Regions from separate parts of the Homo sapiens genome. Here region 1 is linked to region 2. A link is a loop called in an ENCODE intact Hi-C map of the cell type or tissue named here. Cell type or tissue: left lung. All regions are shown on one strand. Each heading gives the region's core, and the rest is flanking DNA. Links, peaks and the distances in the headings are about the cores only. Region 1 holds the start of OR1N1 (olfactory receptor family 1 subfamily N member 1). Region 2 holds the start of OR1L8 (olfactory receptor family 1 subfamily L member 8).

Region 1 (10,587 bases), core at 1,890-6,889, 60 kb after region 2:
CGGATGACAGAGGGAAGGATTGCCCCAAGTTTCTGGAAGAACCCCATTGATATCTCAAGGATCTACAGAGTTTTATGAGGCCATAGATAGGATGAAGGATGAGAAACCCTTTTAGGGAAAGAGAAAAACCAAAAATAGAGCAAGAGATGGTGCAGAGTGCTTGAGTAGAGACCAAAAAATACGACAGAAGGTAAAAAGCTAGGCTGCTTTGGACCCTTTTTTGAGGATTTGGGGAGTTTTCTGATGTTAAGCAGTTGGTGCCCTAGATCAAAGAACCTCCATAGAAATAGCCTGATTAAGGCAGTATATGCCAACACAAATGATCAAAAAGATGCTGCTCTTCCCTAAAATAACTTACTGTCCCTTTGAAAACCTCAATGAAAGGACTTGCTTGCTGAAGGCAGGGTCTGCATGCTAGGAAAATATGGCATTGTCTGCCACTGTGTAGCCCTTCTTTTGATGAGACAAACAATCAGCTGAATCATAAGAGGATCTCTTACCCTTCTGGACATGGCTATTAGAATGTGCCCTGTCAGAGGGTGCCTTATCAAGTGCTGAAGTAGGGGAGAAAATAACTTGGACTGTAGCCTCAGATCCCTCAGAAAAGTTGTAAAACCCTGAGATGTTCTTCAGTCAGTGTAGGGTTCAGGGATAGATACATACGCAATAGTTCTCAGATGTTGCTATCCACTTCAGAATACAAACAGTGCTTTAGTAAAGCTATCAATTTGAAGATAACTTTTTATTCAGGTATAGACTCTAAATATAAATCAGGACAAAGAAACACATCTAGATCTGTAAGATATTAATGACAAAGAATTCTAAAAATGAAAAGATAGCTGATTTTTAAAAAGAACACCTGTCTGAGAGCATTGATACCCTGGTTTTCATACCGTATCTTCCTCCAAGACATAGTGTAAACTTTTTCAATCACTTTGGTCTTTTGAACTTTAGCTTATTTATCTGAATCAAAGGGAGGAGTTGGACTAAGCAAAATTTTCTTAATCCTCACTGAGCATCAAAATACCTGAGAAGCCTTCAGTTTTAGTTTTTAAATACAGGTACCTAAATTGTATCCTAGAAATTTAAATTTGACAGGTCTGAGGTAGGGATTATTATTTTTATCTTTATTTATTTATTTATTTTAGACGGAGTCTTGCTCTATTGCCCAGGCTGGAGTGCAATGGCATGATCTCGGCTCACTGCAACCTCCAACTCCCAGGCTCAAGTGCTTCTCCGGCCTCAGCCTACCAAGTAGCTGGGATTACAGGCACATGCCACCACACCCGGCTAATTTTTGTATTTTTAATAGAGATGGGGTTTTGTCATGTTGGTCAGGCTGGTCTTGAACTACTGACCTCAGGTAGATCCGCCTGCCTCGGTCTCCCAAAGTGCTGGGATTACAGGCATGAGCCACTGTGCCCAGCCGGGATCAGGATTTTAAATAAGCATCTCACTTGATTATGATAAACTGGTCTACAGACCAATGCTTGAGACCTCTGGGCCAGGTGATCTTTCAGGTTCTATCTAGTTCTTAAATTTCGTTGTTCTTCTGTAAAACACACATATAAAAGATAGTAAAGGCAAGTGAGACTAAATACGTTAAACTAAGAATACTGAGGGATTAAATATAAATGTGGTCCTAGAAAGTTACTTTCTATCTATATTGACTGATGGTACAGTCTCTGGAAACCATTGCTGTGGGTTTGAATTCTGTCTCAAATATTTATGAGCTCTGGGTCCTTGTACAATTTACTTAAACATCCTTAGACTCAGTTTTCTTATATAAGGGTAAGAATAACAATCTCTGCATCCTAGTGTTGTTTAAGGATTAAAGGAAACAATCTTCATAAAGTACTTAGTAGAGTACCTGTCATATATGTGGCTAACATGTAATATGCGTTAGCTACAGGATGATGATGATGCCAATGACAAAAACTCAAATGCAGGGAGAAATGCAGGACTTCGTATTTTCTTTTTCAAAAGAAATAATGAAAAAATAAAGAGGCATGAGTCCTTCATATGCCCTTCACTCTAAAATGAATGAGGATGTGTCAAAATTAAGAATTTTGTGTGGGTTTTTTGGCTACCTCCCAAAAGAATGTAAAATTTAGCTGACCTCAGTCTACTCACATAGACAGCCTACTGCAAAAATGAAACTAACATGAGGCTATAGACTAGTCTAAGGCATGGTCATGCCAAGGGAGAATATGCCCTGACCTTATTGGAAGGGGACTCTATGTGTAAAAGATTAAATAGTGGTAAAGAGAGGAGAAAGGGGGAAAATGAGACTCTGATGAAGAGAGAAAAGAAGCAGGATCAGAATGAAGATAAAGTCAGGATTAGGAATATAATGAACTTAAAGGGAGATTTGGGAGTCAGCCCACACAGTTGTAGATGAAATCTAGCATTCTAACTGTCTTCCCTCAGCTCCAGATGCTGCAGAGTCATGGAAAACCAATCCAGCATTTCTGAATTTTTCCTCCGAGGAATATCAGCGCCTCCAGAGCAACAGCAGTCCCTCTTCGGAATTTTCCTGTGTATGTATCTTGTCACCTTGACTGGGAACCTGCTCATCATCCTGGCCATTGGCTCTGACCTGCACCTCCACACCCCCATGTACTTTTTCTTGGCCAACCTGTCTTTTGTTGACATGGGTTTAACGTCCTCCACAGTTACCAAGATGCTGGTGAATATACAGACTCGGCATCACACCATCTCCTATACGGGTTGCCTCACGCAAATGTATTTCTTTCTGATGTTTGGTGATCTAGACAGCTTCTTCCTGGCTGCCATGGCGTATGACCGCTATGTGGCCATTTGCCACCCCCTCTGCTACTCCACAGTCATGAGGCCCCAAGTCTGTGCCCTAATGCTTGCATTGTGCTGGGTCCTCACCAATATCGTTGCCCTGACTCACACGTTCCTCATGGCTCGGTTGTCCTTCTGTGTGACTGGGGAAATTGCTCACTTTTTCTGTGACATCACTCCTGTCCTGAAGCTGTCATGTTCTGACACCCACATCAACGAGATGATGGTTTTTGTCTTGGGAGGCACCGTACTCATCGTCCCCTTTTTATGCATTGTCACCTCCTACATCCACATTGTGCCAGCTATCCTGAGGGTCCGAACCCGTGGTGGGGTGGGCAAGGCCTTTTCCACCTGCAGTTCCCACCTCTGCGTTGTTTGTGTGTTCTATGGGACCCTCTTCAGTGCCTACCTGTGTCCTCCCTCCATTGCCTCTGAAGAGAAGGACATTGCAGCAGCTGCAATGTACACCATAGTGACTCCCATGTTGAACCCCTTTATCTATAGCCTAAGGAACAAGGACATGAAGGGGGCCCTAAAGAGGCTCTTCAGTCACAGGAGTATTGTTTCCTCTTAGATGTGGTGACAGCAACATTTAATGAAAAGACATAGGCTTGGAGTCAGACAAACGGGCTTCATTTTGGGGTCTACCACACACTAGCCATAAGATTGTAGTCTGGTTACTTAGCCTCTCTGAGCCTTGGTTTTCTCATTTATAAAATGGAGATAACAGTTTCTATCTAATAATGTAACTTGGAGGATTAACTGAAATAAACTATGAAATGCATTCAGTATAGTAGTGAATAACAGTAGGTGTTCAATAAGGGATAGCTATTATTATTACTATTAGTATTCTTCATTCCTCCCCCAACTCAGAAGTCAAAAAATCTTTTCTCTGAGATATATTTGTTCAATAAATATTTACTATCTATGGTGTGTTGGAAGTTATTGTAAGTGCTAGGGTTATGACACTGAGCAAGACAAAGTCCCTGCTTTCATGACACTTTCATTCTAGGTTATTAATTTGTCGATCATTAAAATTTTGGGGGCACTTGTTTTGTTTGTGGCATTAAGTGGGGAGTAAGACAAAAGAAATAAAGATGGAGGCTGCATTCCATGTGCTGCAGAATAGCTAAAGAGATCCCCATCAAAAGGTTCAAATTCAATGTTTAGGTTTCCATGCGGGTTGCCCACCCCACGGTTGGCTAATGTTTCACTAGGAAGGGGGTTAAAGCTCCTTGTGCTACCTCTGCCCCATGCTGGTCAGAAACGTGCAATGCCACCATCCTTTTAGTGACTATTAGATGAGAGGAACGTGGAAATCCTCTCTCCTTATTTGACTGCAGGTTTGCGTCCACATCTAAAAGGGGCACCAGCAGCTTAAATTAGTTGCAGAGATGGAAAAAATGATGTTTGAAGGTAAATGGCATTCTATCTGTCTCCAAGAATCTTAGAAATATTAAAAATATTATTTTAAATATAAGGGCTATATAGTTTTGATTTCTTACATCTGGTATCACCAGGTGTCCACTGGCTACCTAAACTCCTTCCTCATTTAAGTTTGTTTCTCAGACCTAACCTATTCTAAAATGTTTTATGATTGCTGCACTTTTTCAATGAATACTTATGGAGCATCTTTCATGGAATCAAACTGTTCCAGGCTTCAGCTATTAGTAAGTACAAATGTGAATCATTTAGATGCCACATCTTAGTACGCGAGGATTCCATTTATTTCATGACCTGGAACTGGAAGTCTGTTCTTCTCTCTAGAACTCCTTTCCAGATGTTCCCTCAGAGAGTCCTTGAATGGGATGAGCAGGGCATCGTCATGTAACCAGAGCTGGAGATGGTTGCAAACTTGGAGTTCTCCTGCCCTCATCTCCTTAGTCTACAACTCTCCTTCCATTCTGTTGACATCTATCGCTCCACTGACCAAAGACCACTGACAGTCTCCTCCAAGCCATTGACCTCTAGCTTTCTTCTATCATTTGAACTGGCAATGGACTATCCTCCACTTCTCATGATCAGCTCTTTCAGAAGAGGGTCTCCTAGGAGAGCTCTAAGGCCCCTGATGACACAGCTAGTGGACATGAGGAAGCCTGAGGTGTGAGATCACCAGATACAGCCTCACACTATATCTGAAACCTATGTCCACCCTGATACCCTAAATCTGCTGCTCAGATTCACCCAATCAACTTTACCTTCTTTACTCATGGTGTCTATGTCGCCTTCTGGTTTCATTCACCATTCTGATCCTCAGGGACCCTCAATCCACTCACTGATAGTGCGGTAAATTTATGAATCCTGTTTGGGTATGGTTTAAGTTCTTTCTCACAGGCCCCAAGCAAACTAGAAGATGTGACTGGGTGTCCACTTCAGTTTACTTAATATAATTCTGTGGCCGTTAGGAGTTAGGTCAGCACTCAGCATACAAAGATTCATCAACGGACACTGTTGCCTATCACTGTTCAATAGTCTAACATTCCTCGATTCCAGCCAGCCAAGAGTTATCAATGTATTCAAAGTTCCAAACTTATTCCTCCTTTGATATACAGTCATACATTACTTAACTATGTGCATATGTTCTGAGAAATGTTTCACTGGGCAATTTTGTCATTGTGCAAACATCATAAAGTACACTTACACAAACCTAGATGGGATGGCCTACTATACAGCTAAGCTATATGGTATAACTAATGCTCCCAGGCTACAAACCTGTACAGCTTGTTAATGTACTAAATGCTGTAGGCAACTGTAACACTATGGTAAGTATTTCTGTGATAGGATTTATTCAGTTCCATTATGAGCTTGAAACCACTGTGGCATATGGAGTCTATTGTTGACCAAAACATCATTATGAGGCACATGACTATCTTATCACACCCATCCCCAAAACATAAGCTCAAATTTCTATTCCTTTAAGGTCATCTATGTCAAAGAGAATTAATGTGATGTTAGCATTAAAATAATTCCTGCTGACATACAGGTGACTTATAAATCTTTGCACCTTGGTAGGGTAATGAGCAGGGCATGCTTTGAATCAGAGGTGGGGTAATGGAGAGAGGTAGCATGATAGAAAGCTTCCCAGTGCCCCTTGCCTATTTAGGGGTTTTGCTTTCTTCTTGCTCAGAACCCATTTTTAAGAAGCAAATGGTCTTCAGTTTGTTTCCTCACTTCCTTAAGACTGTTAAACCTAATCAAAATTATTTAAGGTGCCTAGTCTTCCATTTTGTTCTTAAATATCAGTCCACAGAACCATAAATCAAGAGCAATCCTTCATTCTATCACCTACTTCCCATCAATTACCAATACCGTCTAGTCTACCTTCAAGAGTATTCTCTTCTCTATCTATATGCCATTGTCTTCATCCAGGCACACATTATCTGTTACCTGAATGTACAATGACCTTCTAATTAAGCATCTTGATTCAAGGCACTCCGATCCATTGCCAAACCATCTCACACGTTGGTTACCCGAGTAATCTTTAGAAAACACAAACATAACCTTCCCTGAGACTAATCCCAATTCCACCCCACCCCAGCCAATGGTGCCCATCACTTGCAAGGCAATGTCTAAACCTCTTAACAGGACAATCTACCCCCCTCACAATATAGTCTTTGTCTCCCTGTCTAGACTCACCTCTTGATGCTTCCTTGACTCATACACACCTATGTATAGCAACATCATTTTTCTTACATTTCCCTGAACATACCATGCAAATTCAGTGCCCTGGCCCACTCTGTCCACTCTACCTAGACTCATTTGTTCCATTATGTATCAATCCTGAGCATCCTTCAACCCCCAACTGAAGAATTACTTCCCCTGTAAAGCTTTTGCTGATATCCAGGCAGCATTAACTATACGCCCTTGTGTTACTACCATGTAAGTATTTCATCGTCTCTAAGCCTCAATTTTCCCAGCTGTAAAATATAGATAGTAACAGTGTATATATGTAGAATTATTATGAGGATTAAATGACATAATACAGGTACAGCTTTTAATACAATGCCTGACACACAGTAGCCATGCAAAATAAGCACAACTATTCGTGGTGTTATTACGTTAAGGCACTTTTTGTACTCTTGCATATTTCTTAGTTTACCTGTTGCTACACTATCAGAATATGAGCTTCTTTTGCCTGGAGGCTTTCTCTTTATCCAGATCTGTTTGACCAAGAATAGGCACACTGCCTGGCACAGACAGGTAACTTGCTGAATGGCTACTGAGGGGCACAATCTATAAAATAAAGAATGTTTTACTATTTTTAGTATTAATTCCAACATTTGTCCTTAATTACAAACAAATTAAATTGTATGTATATGTGAGTTACACACACACACACACACACACATGCACACAGTTCTTGGATTCAAATAATATAACCATCACAACATTAATGGGTTTATTTTTTCCTTCAAAAGCTAAGTGAACTTAATTCTTTAGCAAATTCCCCTTCCACTTTCCATCTGTGACAAAATAGAATAATTTTTGTTTACTCTTAAAATTTCCATGTCAGAATTGTGTGTTACATATGTGCTAAAATCAAGTGCTGGAGTTCCTGGTTCTAGGATGTTTTGATTCCTCCCCTCTGAGGAAGATTGTTCTATTGTCACACTGTGAAAGAATTAGTGTTAACTTTTGAGAAGGAAGTACACTGGTCACTTGAAACGTCCATAATTGCCAATTTTCAGAACTATTTGTTAACTTGTGAAAAAAAATCACACATTCATGGATTTCAAAAATGCAGCAAGCTTTGTTCTAAACTCAATGAGGTGCTTCACTGGAAAAGGTCACGAATCCTAGCCCTGGCATGGCTAGAGGGAAATGCACTCATATAAAGTGCACACTTCCAATGTGATTGATGTTCAGTTCTATTTGCATATTCAAATCAATACGGTGCACCCCAGTGTGCTTTGGGCTGTCCAAAACCAAGACAAACTGATCTGGGAGATGAGGTGGACTGGTAAGACAGATAGTGATGAAACACTTCCCAACAGACAAGTGAGCTTGCCATTTCTTGAGGAAAAGTCATTCAGAGAAGTGTCACCAGCCTGTGGCTAAAACATAAATGACAATATTGGTCTCTCTGGAGGATGGGCCTGACAAGACTAGGCAGATCTTCAGGGATCTGAACAACAGAACTGGGGTGCCGGCAGGGAAACTGAGTCAGGCACTTAGTTCTACAGATCACATCACTATAGCAGAGATGAGAGTGTACAGCAGGTCATGATTGTGCTGAGGCTATCAAGGCATGCTTTACCTAGACCAACAATAAACCAACAATAAAGATTCTATCCCTGTTCAGGTTTTGGCTCTGGAAAAGGTCGGGGCTAAGCCTGTAAACAAAGTGACCCTGTGCTTGCAGCAAGGAGTGGGGGTGGCACTCTTTCTTGTTCTACAAAGGACTGGATGCCAAAAGGCAGCTACATGAGCCCCCGATGAAGGATCACTCTTTGAGTCAATATCAAACAAGTGAAGAGTAAGGTCTTTTTCTGATCTGTCTTTCCTTACCTACCCACACATGAACTCACTTGTTCATTGCCCTTTAGTTATTTGGTTCTAGCTCAAGCCAGAACAGATATGTTGCTGTGTCCTAGGGCAGGTTATTGCTTTTGAATTGGGAATATAACCAACATGACAAGCTGCCCATGGTCACCATAATTCAGGAGTGTCTGCACAAGTTCTGCTTCAAAACTCATCTCTGATGGAGAAGGTAGAGAAAATTCACATTCATTATTCTTGGTCAGCTGTAGTGTTAAGCCCAATTTATTACTGCATTTACTTCAAATAAAATATGTTAGGTGTTGCAGAACTTTTTTCACCTATACAGAAGAAGAAATTGAGGTTCAAAGGAATTGGGTGAATTGTCTGAGGCCACGCAGCCACCACCCTGGTATATAGAGATTACAAATGAGATCTAGCTTTCCAAATATTCTTCTCTTGCAGCTACACATTGCTGCTTCTCAGAAGCATTTGTAGTTCTGTTTATCTTTAAGTAGAGGAATGAAAAAAGAGACCTATATGCCCTTCACTGGATGGCGGAGACCATAGAAGATAGAAGAAAAAGATAAAAGATGACTTGGGCATATAATACAAACTAGGGGCCATTAAGCTGAGTAGAAATGCTTTTCAATAAGAAAGACAACGAAGACACTGAATGGGAAAAGGATCAAATTTAGTGACGGCAACAGAAGGCTCCTGACTGTGAAGACTTTTTTGTTCTTCTCATTCATTACCTGGAGTAAGTCTGCGGCGTGATTGAAGCTCACATGTGTAGTCAGAAAGCTTCATAAACATTGGTCTGAAAGTGAACTGTTGAATGAAAGTTATTGTAGTCTAGAAGAGGAACCTCAAGTTCTGAAGTGGAACAGCTGAACTTATGACAGTGAATAGCTTTTTGGATCTGTAAAGGGTACTATATAGTTTCTTCTCCTTACCCACCACCATCAGCAACAACAATAAAAAATGTGAGAAGAGAACTGAATGGGAAGAAAGAAAGGGAAATGCCTTTACAAGTACCCAATCCTTCAACTTTTCTATGGCAAGGGAATCCTGTTAGTCAACATATTTAAACAATTCCTAAGAACAAATAAATTTCCAGGAAATAAAATGAAGGATTTAAGTTCTGTTAACTATGTAATTTCTGAATCTAATAGGCAAGATAAATAAACAATTATGTAAACTCAGAATTCACAATTTGCACTAAAGAGGAAAAGGGAGAATAACTGTAACAGGATGCAATTCAAGTCATCAGAGAGTTACTGAGCACTTATCCCTTGCTGGGATCAGAAGTAAGGATCTATGATCTGGAAATAGGTCAGTACATATGTCTGTTATAAAGAAGAGTAAATGTCATTGAGATAAGACTGTTGCCCTGTTGAAGAGTCTCTCCAGGGCTCCCTTTATGTCCCTGTTCCTTAGGCTATAAATGAAGGGATTCAGCAATGGGGTGATCACCGTGTACATCACAGAGGCAATTACGTCCTTGTCACTGGAGGCACTGGATGAGGGGAGAAAATACAGTCCAATAATTGTGCCATAATACAGAGACACCACAGAGAGGTGAGAGCCACAGGTGGACAAAGCTTTGAAGATGCCCTTAGTAGATGGAGCCTTGAGGATGGTGACCCCAATGTGGCCATAAGAGATCAAGATGCATATTAGTGGTAGAGTAATGACTGCCTGTCCCACTGTGAAAATGACCAGCTCATTGAGGGAGATGTCTGAGCATGAGAGCTTGAGTAGGGCAACAAGATCACAGAAGAAATGGGGGATGGTGTTGTCAGCACAAAAGGACAGCTGGGCCAGGAGGAGAGTGTGAGACAGGGCATTGGTACAGGAGAGGATCCAGGACACAGTGACTAGTAAGTTACACAGTCCCTCTTTCATGATAGTGGTGTAGCGGAGGGGGTGACAGATGGCCACATACCGATCGTATGCCATTGAAGTGAGAAGGAAATTGTCTAGATCAGTGAAAAATATGAAAAAATACATCTGAGTTACACACCCTGCATAAAGAATGGATTGATCCTGAGTTTGCATGCTTAATAACATCTTTGGGACAGTGACAGATGAAAGGGAGATGTCAGTGAGAGCCAAGTGGCTGAGGAAGAAGAACATGGGGGTGTGAAGGTGAGAGTCCAGCCGGATGAGCAGGATGATGAGCAGGTTCCCCAGCACCGTGATCAGGTACATGCCCAAGAACAGGGTGAAGAACACAGCCTGCTGCTCTGGCCAGATGGGGAGGTCCAGGAGGAGGAACTCAGACACACTGCTCTG
Region 2 (10,587 bases), core at 3,404-8,403:
ACAGGTGCTAGAGAGGATGTGGAGAAATAGGAACACTTTTACACTGTTGGTGGGACTGTAAACTAGTTCAACCATTGTGGAAGTCAGTGTGGCGATTCCTCAGGGATCTAGAACTAGAAATACCATTTCACCCAGCCATCCCATTACTGGGTATATACCCAAACGACTATAAATCATGCTGCTATAAAGACACATGCACACATATGTTTATTGTGGCACTATTCACAATAGCAAAGACTTGGAACCAACCCAAATGTCCAACAATGATAGACTGGATTAAGAAAATGTGGCACATATACACCATGGAATACTATGCAGCCATAAAAAATGATGAGTTCATGTCCTTTGTAGGGACATGGATGTAATTGGAAATCATCATTCTCAGTAAACTATCGCAAGAACAAAAAACCAAACACCACATATTCTCACTCATTGGTGGGAATTGAACAATGAGAACACATGGACGCAGGAAGGGGAACATCAGACTCTGGGGACTGTTGTGGGGTGGGGGGAGGGGGGAGGGATAGCAGTAGGAGATATACCTAATGCTAAATGACGAGTTAATGGGTGCAGCACACCAGCATGGCATATGTATACATATGTAACTAACCTGCACATTGTGCACATGTACCCTAAAACTTAAAGTATAATAATAATAAAATAAAATAAAACAGCCTGTTTTTCAATTTAAAAAAAGTAGTTTTGTCAGTTCTCTCTCTCTGACACACACATACACATACACACACACAAACACGCCTGCATACATGCACATGTGCATGCAGGTACACAGAGATACTGGCAGGATTTTACTTGGAATTGCTGGGCCAGTTGAATATCCATTTGGAAAACCTAAGTGTTTTTTAATAGATTTGATTTTAATTTCCAACTGTATTGGGGTTTAATTAGGCAACAAGACAACATAGCAGGTTTAATAATATAATTAACATATTTGATCTAATGAAATATATCAAGAGCACTTCCTCCAAAATCATAGGAATAGTCACTCCCAGATTAAACAATTATAAAAATGGATGATATATTAGCTTATAAGAAAGATTCAAAGATTACATTAAGATCATACAGATCACATTCTTTGGTCACAATGTAATTCAGTTAGAAATCAATTATAAAAGATAATCAAATTTCCATATATTTGAAAATTAAAGTGGACACATAAAAAAGTCTTGGGCCAAATAATCAATCATAAGAGAAATATGAAAACATTTATACATAGGTATATGAAAGACATAAAAGATATATCTTTCATATATCTTTTATATACCTTTCATATACATAGATATATGAAAGATATTTATATGTCTTTTATATACATAAAAGTTCTCAAATTTTGAGATGTGTATTTTTATATATCTTTTAGATACATAAAAGATATATAAAAATACACATCTCAAAATTTGAGAACTTCATAAAAGCACAGAAAATTTGATAGTAAAAGGATATGCCATGCAAATATTAACCAAAGGAAAGCTACTATAGGTATATCAAAGTGTGCTTTAAGATGTCATCACCTTTGATAATTAGTCTATAGAGTGAGTCAAAATATAACTAATTGCAAAATTCTAAATTTTTAAGAATCCAGGCCATAGTTTTAAAACAAAATTGCATTTATTTAAGGTTTACAATGTGATGTTTTGATATACATCTATATAGTAAAATAATTGCCACAGCCAAGAAAGTTAAATGTCCATCTTTAACTAGGGATTTTGGTTCTTTTGTATTTTACTTGATTGTTGATATATTCATATTGTAATATGTGAACTTTTTAATTTTTTCATTTTCCATGTTTCACTTATTTTCTGCTTTCCTTTTTTTGGATTGATCAAATTTTCTCTTTTTAAATTTGTTTTCTTTTGGTAGGTTTGGCAGTTTTTGTAAAATAGGTATTTTAATTTTTATTTACATGGAAGATTTATTACTCATATTCAACTTACATTTTAAGGTTAGTCAATACTTTTATCTTCTTTGTAAAAAAAAATACAGTTATTTGCAGGCTTTAACTATTCTCAATTCTTTCTTCTTGGACTATTCTCCCTTTACTGAAGGACTTCATTTAGAAAAGCCTGGTGTTGGTTTTCTCTTACATTTTTCTAATAATATTTTCATTTCACTCTTAACCTTAAACAAATTTCGGCCAGGTGCGGTGGCTCACGCCTGTAATCCTAGCACTTTGGGAAGCTGAGGCAGGCAGATCACAAGGTCAAGAGATCAAGAGCATCCTGGCCAACATGGTGAAACCCCATCTCTACTAAAAATACAAAAATTAGCTGGGCATGTTTGGCACGCACCTGTAGTCCCAACCACTCAGGAGGCTGAGGCAGGAGAATCACTTGAACCCGGGAGCCAGAGGTTGCAGTGAGCCGAGATCACGCCACTGCACTCCAGCCTGGTGCCTGGTGACAGAGTGAGACTTGGTCTCAGAAAAAAAAAAAAAAAAAGAATTTACAATCCTAAGTTGAAAATTATTTTCTCTTAGTCTTTGAAGATATTATTCAACTGTATTATGACTTCCATTGCTGGTGATTAGGAGATGTTTGCCAGTTTAATAATGATCCTTTGCATACAATTACTTTTCTCTTTTGCTGCTTTTAGCTTTTTATATATTTATTTTCCTCATTTGCATTATAATGTGTTTAGATGTAAATTTCCCTCATATAAGCTATTTGGGATCATTTGCTTGATGGATCTGAAAATTTGTCCTCTTCTTCTCAGCTTTATTTGGGCATAATATATATAATAGAATCTACCATTTAAAGTGTAAAATCTGATGAGTTTTGAGAAATATAAACACTTGCAGATCCACCAACACAATCAGGATGTAGAACACCACCATCCCGAAAGCTCCCTCATGCTCCTTTGTAGCCAATCCTCTCCCCTACTCAATGCTCCTAATAGTCATCAATGTTCTTTCTGTTGCTATAGTTTTGCCTTTTCCAAAATTTCATATTAATAGAATCATTCAGTATATTTTTTACACCTGACTTCCTTCACTTTGCATACTAATTTTGAGATTTATCTATGCTGTTATATGTATTCACAGTTTTTTCCCCTTTGCTGGTTAGTATTCCACTGCGTAGACATAACACAGTTTATCTGTTCACTAGCTGATGGACATTTGGGTTGTTTTTAGTTTTTGTTTGTTATGATTAAAGTGTCTATGCATACGAATCTTTATGTCAAGAGAATTTTATTTCTCTTGGGTAAATATACAGGACTGAAATTGCTTGGGTCAAATGCATGTTTAACTTTATGAAAAACTGACACTGCTTTCCAAAATGGCTCTACATAATGCATTACTACAGCCAGTGATTGGGAGTTCTAATTTCTACATGTCCTTACTACCAACTGGGATTGTCAGTCATTTGAATTTTAGCCATTCTAATGGGTTTGTCATGGTATTTCATTTGGTTTTCACTTCCATTTATCTAATTATGAAAGATGCTGAGTGTCTTTACAAATGCTGATATACTATATATCTTCTTTGATGAAGTATCTGTTCAAATCTTTTGCACACAGTTTTTTAAATAATTGGATTGTTTTCCTTCTGTAGATACTACACATTCAATAATTCCTTAGAGATCTGTTTTGCAAATATTTTCTGCCAGCCTGAGGCGTGGCTTTTTATTGAGTGTCTTTTTTTTTTTTTTTTCAAGATGGAGTCTCGATCTGTCACCCAGGCTGCAGTGCAATGGCATGATCTTGGCCCACTGCAACCTCCACCTCCCAGGTTCAAGCAATTCTCCTGCCTCAGCCTCCCGAGTAGCTGGGATTACAGGTGTCCACCACCATGCCCAGCTAATTTCTGTATTTTTAGTAGAGATGGGGTTTCACTATGTTGGTCAGGCTGGTCTTGAACTCCTGACCTCAGGTGATCTGCCCACCTCAGCCTCCCAAAGTGCTGGGATTACAGGCGTGAGCCACCGTGCCCAGCCTATTGAGTGTCTTTTGAAGAGCAAATGCATTTTATTTTTATGAAGTCTAAATTAGAAATTTTTCTTTTGTAGTTCATGATTTTTGTGTCCTATTTAAGAAAATTTTTGCCTACCCCAAGTTTGCCAGGATTTTTTTCCAATGTCTTCTTCTAATAGTTTTATAGTTATAGTTCTTACATGTTTGGCCCATTTCAAGTTTTTTTTGTATATGGTACAGCATAAGAGCCTATGTTCATTTAATTTAAGATATATTGATAGTGATTGTTCTAGCCTCATTTGTTGAAAACTATCATTTCCATATCGAATTGCCTTGGTGCATTTGTAAAAAATTAATTGACCATACACATATTGGTCTATTTTAAGATTTTCATTTATATATATATGCCTATCCTTATGCAATTATCAAATTATCTTCATTGTTATGAATTTATAGGAAGTTTAAAATTATATAAAGTTCTCTGGTTTTGTTTTCCACTTTTAAGTTGTTTTTGCTCTTCTGGTTTCTTTTTATATCCATATAAAATAATTAGCTTCTAAAATAGCCTGCTAAGATTTTGATTTAGATTGCATTGAATCTATAGATCAATCTGGGTAGAACTGACACCATGATATTGAGTAATCTAATCTATATGCAAGGTATATCTCTTCATTTATTTGAATCTTCTTTAATGCTTTATAGTTTTTAATGTATAATATGTTCACATATTGTTAAATTTGTCCTTATGTATTTCTTAGTTTTTATACTGTCATAAATTTCATGTTAAAAATTTAAATTCTCAATTGTTCACTGCTAGGACATGGGAGTTCCATTGATTGAAACTGGACTCCTATCTCTCACTTTGTACAAAAATTAACTCAAGATGGATTAAAGACCTAAATGTAATACCTGAAACTATAAAAATCCTAGAAGAAAACCTAGGAAATTTTTTATGAATTTAAAATAAATTTATTAACATATAATTCACATACAATAAAATTTACTTTATAACAGTATAACACTTTAAAAAGTGTTCCATTTAGTTGTTTTTAGTATAGTCCCAGAATTGTGCACCCATCACAACTGTTTAGCATTAGAATATTTTCATTACCATAAAAACTAACCCTGCACCCATTAGCAGTCACTCCCATTTACCTTCCCCGTGGTGCTGGAAACTACTAGAGGTACATCAAAATGAATGTTCCACCCAGCCTTTTCTAGTGATACTTTCTCCAGCCTCAGGTAGTTTATTCACACACATGTTCAGATCTAAACCCAGTCAAAGGCCCAAGAAAGCCCACCAGAAAATATCTGATATTTCTCTCTGCACAATTTCCTTTTTTCTGGTATTGTCCCAAGAATTCTAGCTTTCTTGGCTTCCCTGGCCAACATGGTGAAACGCGGTCTCCACTAAAAATACAAAAATTAGCTGGGCGTGGTGGTGCACACCTGCAGTCCCAGCTACTAGGGAAGCTGAGGCTTCCCTGGTCTTCAAACATTGTCTCCTCAACTAAAAGAGTTTGCTGGAATATTTTTGATTTTTCCTTTCTACAGTGAAGCCTGGAAATGCTCTCCAGATAGTAGGACTGAAAATAAGAAAGATCATCCCTAAGTTTCCAACCTTGTTGAGGATAGCTGTTTTGCATAGCCTTTTAAAAATAGCTTTGTTCATATAATTCCTATACCATAAAATTCAGTGTAATTTCAGTAAATTCAGTAAATTTAATTCAGAGTCGTAAAATTCTCCCAACTATCTCATTTTGAAACATTTTCATAACCCAAAATCTAGTACCCATTAGCAGTAAGTCATTATTCTACCTTGTCCCCAACCCCTAGGAACAACCCATCTACTTTCTTTCCCTATGGATTTGCCTCTTATAGACATGTCATGTAAATGGAATCATATAATGTGGCCCTTTTATACTAGCTTCTTTCATTTTGCATAATGTTGTATATATATACACACATTATATACATATATACACACATATACACACACACACACACACACACACATATATATATATATATATATATTTTAGACAGTCTTGCTCTGTCACCAAGGCTGTAGTGCATTCGTGCAATCTTGGCTCACTGCAACCTCCACCTCCTGGATTCAAGCAATTCTCATGCCTCAGCTTCCCTAGGAGCTGGAAGTGCAGGTGTGCATCTCCACGCCCAGCTAATTTTTGTATTTTTAGTAGAGATGGCGTTTCACTATGTTGGCCAGGCTGGTCTCGAGCTCCTGGCCTCAAAAGATCCGACCCCCCACCCCCGCCTCCCAAAGTACTGGGATTACAGGCATGAGCAACCATGCCCAGCCCATGTTTTCAAGGTCTGTCCATGTTGTAGCATGAATCAGTACCCTCACAGACAAACCCAGGAGCAATACTGTGCATCCTTTAATCCAATCACGTTGACACTCACTATTAACCATCACAGTTGACTAGAAGTGGCAAGTACTGTCATCTTTATCTAGTTCTTGATCTTAGGAGGAAAGCACTCAGTATTTCACCCTAGAGTATGATGTTAGCTGTGAGGTTTTCATAGACGCCTTTTATCAGGTTAAAAAAGTTTTCAAGCTTTCCCGGCTTGTTAAGTGTTTTATCATGAAAGGGTGTTGAAGTTTGTTTGATGCTTTTTCTTCACCTATCAAGATGATCATATGGTTTTTTACATTTTTATTCTTAATATGGTGTATTACATTGATTTCTATAACTTATGAATATATATTTTACTACCTATTATAAATATATTTACATAGCTGATTTAAAGTCTTTGTTTAGTAATTCCAACATCTGGACTACCTCAGAAACAGTTTCTATCTTTCTGGCTACATTTGCCAGGTATTTTTTTTTTAACTAGATATGGGGTCTCACTTTGTGGCCCAGGTTGGTCTCAAACTACAGGGCTCAAGTGAGCCTCCCACCTCAGCCTCCTAGAGTGCTGGATTACATGCTAGCTTTTGTTGTTGCTTTTTTTAGGAGCAGATTTTCTGAAGTCCTTACACTTCAATTCTGAAAATTCTATCTCCCCATGCTACCTTTTTCAATATCTAAAATCACTTGCTTTGTACATTTTGTCTGGCTTTCCTGATGTTTATTTATTTACTAACTAATGTTCACACTTTATTCCTAGTTCCTTACTTTTTCTTTTTTCCTTTTTTTAACACAGAGTCTTGCTCTTGTCACCCAGGCTGGAGTGCAGTGGCACGATCTCTGCTCACTGCAATCTCCACCTCCTAGGTTCAAGTGATTCTCCTGCCTCAGCCTCCCAAGTAGCTGAGATTACAAGCACACACCACCATGCCCGGCTAATTTTTTTTTATTTTTAGTAGAGATGGGGTTTCACCATGATGGCTAGGCTGGTCTCAAACCCCTGACCTCAGGTGATCCACCAGCCTCGGCCTCCCAAAATGCTGGGATTACAGGCGTGAGCCAGTGCGCTCGGCCTATTTCCTTACTTTTAAAATCTAATATCCTTTTTTTGTGTTCCAGGATCCCATCGAGGATATTATATTATATTCAGTCATCCTGTCTCCTTCGGCTTCTCTTGACTGTGAGTTTCTCATATTTTACTGTTTTTTTTTTTGTTTGATGACCCTGACAGTTTTAAGGAATATTGATGAAATATTTTATAGAATGTCTCTCAGTTGGGATTTGCCTGATTGTTTTGCAAAATCAGACTAGAGTGAATAGGGGCGTATCCATTTATTGTTTACTCCATGTTGTCCCACATGGAAGTTTTCCTGAACATTGGTCTTTTGCCTCTTTTGGAAAGTATTTATAAATTTACACATCAAAACGTATTGCTATTCCTGTTTATTGAGTCTCTGATTATATTATGTTAAAATAATATAATAAAATAATCCCATTTCCTTATTCTTTTATATTCTCTCTCTGCTATAATCTATATGATTTAGCTCTATTTTTTATTTAATTCTCTTTTGAGCTGTATCTAAATTGCTGTTGAGCTGCTTTTAGTTTTCATTTTAATTACACTTTTATTTCTAGAGATTTTTATTTTGTTCTCATATATATGTACTCCTGATTATTTTTAAATTGTGGCTACTAACTTTTTTAGTCTCATTCTGTTGTTATTTCTGCTAACTCTTGCTCATTATGTCTTTTTTTCCTTTAACTTAAAAAAATAACTTTTTTTAAGAGACAGGGTCTCACTCTGTCAACCCAGCTGTAGTGCAATGGGGTGTAGCTTACTGTAGCCTCAAACTCCTGGGCTCAAGTGATCCTTCCATGTCAGCCTCCTGCATAGCTGGGACTACAGGTGTGTACTACTATGCCCAGCTAATTTTTTTTTTAATTTTGTGCAGAGATAAGATCTTGCTATGTTGCCCATGCTGGCCCCAAACTCCCGAACTCAAGTGATCCTCTTGCCTAGGCTTCCCAGAGTGCTGGGATTATAAGCGTGAGCCACTGCGCCGAGCCTTGTTTGTATTTTTTAAACTCATAAATTTTGGAACTTTATCTCTAGAAAGTCTTTGAAGTCTGGGCTTAAACCATTTTCCAGAAAGGATTTTTGTTTACTTTTACCTAATTCCAACGTAAACCAAATTCTTCTTAGTTTATTATTTTTAAGCCATGGATGCAGTTTGAGTGTATTCTCAATCTTTCATTAGACGTTGATACTTCTCAGAAGTTTAAAAATATATCCTTGTCAAAAACGCAACACTTCTCAGAAGTTTTAAAAAATATGGTTAAGTCAAAAACGCAGAAAAAGAAATTTGCTTTTTCTTGCTATCTCCAAAAATAAATTAGACTTAAAAAAAATAATTCTTACACTATGAGCTTAGTCCTTCAGTGGTCCTAGCTTTAGGGAAAGGTCTCCAATACCATGATCTCCTCCCCATGCTTTGACACCGTGCTTTGTCTCTTGTTTCTTGTGAAGCTTTAAGAAATAAAGTTCTGTCTTTATTTACTTATTTATTCATTTATTTATTTATTTATTTTGAGATGGAGTCTCACTGTATCGCCCAGGCTGGAGTGCAGTGTCGTGATCTCGGCTCACTGCAACCTCCACCTTTTGGGTTCAAGCAATTGATGTGTACCACCACATCCTGCTGATTTTTCTAGTTTTAGTAGAGACAGGGTTTCACCATGTTGGCCAGGCTGGTCTCAAACTCCTGACCTCAGGTGATCTACCCGCCTCAGCCTCCCAAAGTGCTGGGATTACAGACATGAGCCACTGTGCCCGGCCTCTGTCTTTATTTTTAAAGAAGATTGGCACTCGCTTACCTCTGTGAATTCACATTTTCTTGGTATTTCTAGACTTCTAAATTTTATTTTTCTTACAAGGAAGTAGATATATCTAGGAGTTTTGAAATGAAAATGTGTTCTATGCATTTAGTTTGCCTAATTGCTAGAAACAGGAGTCCTACAAAGATTTTTGAAAATTTTTTGGAAGTCTAATTATAATGACCTACCTTTTTACCTAACTGTAATTGCTTTGACTGATGATCATAATATAATATTTGTCACTTTTTTTTTGTTTTGTTTTGAGACGGAGTCTTGCTCTGTCGCCAGGCTGGAGTGCAGTGGCGCCATCTCGGCTCACTACAACCGCCGCCTCCTGGGTTCAAGAGATTCTTGTGCCTCAGCCTCCCAAGTAGCTGGGATTACAGGCACATGCCACCATACCCAGCTAATTTTTGTATTTTTAGTAGAGACGGGGTTTCAGTGTGTTGGCCAGGATGGTCTCGATCTCCTGACCTCGTGATCTGCCTACCTCAACCTCCCAAAGTGCTGGGATTACAGGTGTGAGCCACTGTGCCCAGCCCATATTTGTCACTATTATGAAATAAATATAAACCATTATAATTATATTTAATATTCAGTCGAATTCTTTTTAGAGCTGGCCTTAGAGAGACACTGAGTATTGCTTAATTTTATAAATAAAGGCCTATTGCTCATTCTAGGACCTTATTTTATTGTAGCTGTGCTGTGGTGTGTTCTTATTACTAAAAGAAAGCAAATTACCATTATAGTAGTTACTTGGGACACTTTTTAGTAGTTTTATTGATCCACAGTGTAGTAGCTTCAGCCTAGAACAAAAGTATATTTTTTAACAACCCCAAAACAAAAAACAAATACAACACAAACATACCCTGACACCAGCACAGTCTTATCACACTTTTAATTCCCTCATAATACAATACAACAACCATTCTTTTATTAATGGAGGATGGGGTAGGGAGTATGTTATCAGTAGACTTAGAAAAAATTAGCTTAGTCATTGAAACCTTTGCCTTTTTTCTAGGAATTCCTTTCTCATATTCTTGTGTCTTCTTGGCATTGTTACGATCTTCAGCATGAGTCATATGCCCTGAAAAATGCAGACTGTACTAAATACCTTAGCACTGGTGTTCCTCTGCTTTGACCATATGGAAACTTACATTATTACAGATTAGACCTATCAACTAAGGGAAACAGAAAGGTTATTATTCAATGGTTTTATTTGTAAATGATCATTGGCACTCGGCATTCATTCTGACCGCATTCTAGTGTGCCATCCTGTACGTCGAAGGCTAGAAATAAAAAGAATACATTTCCTAGAATTCTTTACAGTTAGAGTCCTCAATATGAATTAGTTGGGTGCACTTATATGAAATTTAAAATATTGAAATGACGTGGAAGGTGTCCTATG

The links. Hi-C counts contacts between places; a loop is a spot of excess contacts. Peaks named below come from ENCODE experiments on the same cell type or tissue, not always from the same donor. Only the 100,000 strongest peaks of a DNase experiment are listed, where the experiment ranks them.
Region 1: it touches region 2 in a loop (4-fold over the local background); 2 of 110 quality-filtered maps call a loop at or near these places.

Annotation. Positions count from the first base shown.
Region 1 is chr9:122,519,156-122,529,742 of GRCh38, reverse strand. It overlaps OR1N1 (olfactory receptor family 1 subfamily N member 1), which reads left to right and starts at 2,450. Exons shown (of 1, transcript NM_012363.1): 1 at 2,450-3,385. The coding sequence starts at 2,450. The coding sequence ends at 3,385. It overlaps OR1J4 (olfactory receptor family 1 subfamily J member 4), which reads right to left. Exons shown (of 1, transcript NM_001004452.1): 1 at 9,661-10,587. The coding sequence ends at 9,661. It also overlaps a transcript of OR1J2 not described here. In left lung, for the core only: no CTCF peak of the experiment used is centred there; no DNase peak of the experiment used is centred there; H3K27me3 peaks cover 1,166 bases.
Region 2 is chr9:122,580,219-122,590,805 of GRCh38, reverse strand. OR1L8 (olfactory receptor family 1 subfamily L member 8) reads left to right here and starts at 7,422. Exons shown (of 5, transcript NM_001004454.2): 1 at 7,422-7,485. It also overlaps a transcript of OR1J2 not described here. In left lung, for the core only: no CTCF peak of the experiment used is centred there; no DNase peak of the experiment used is centred there.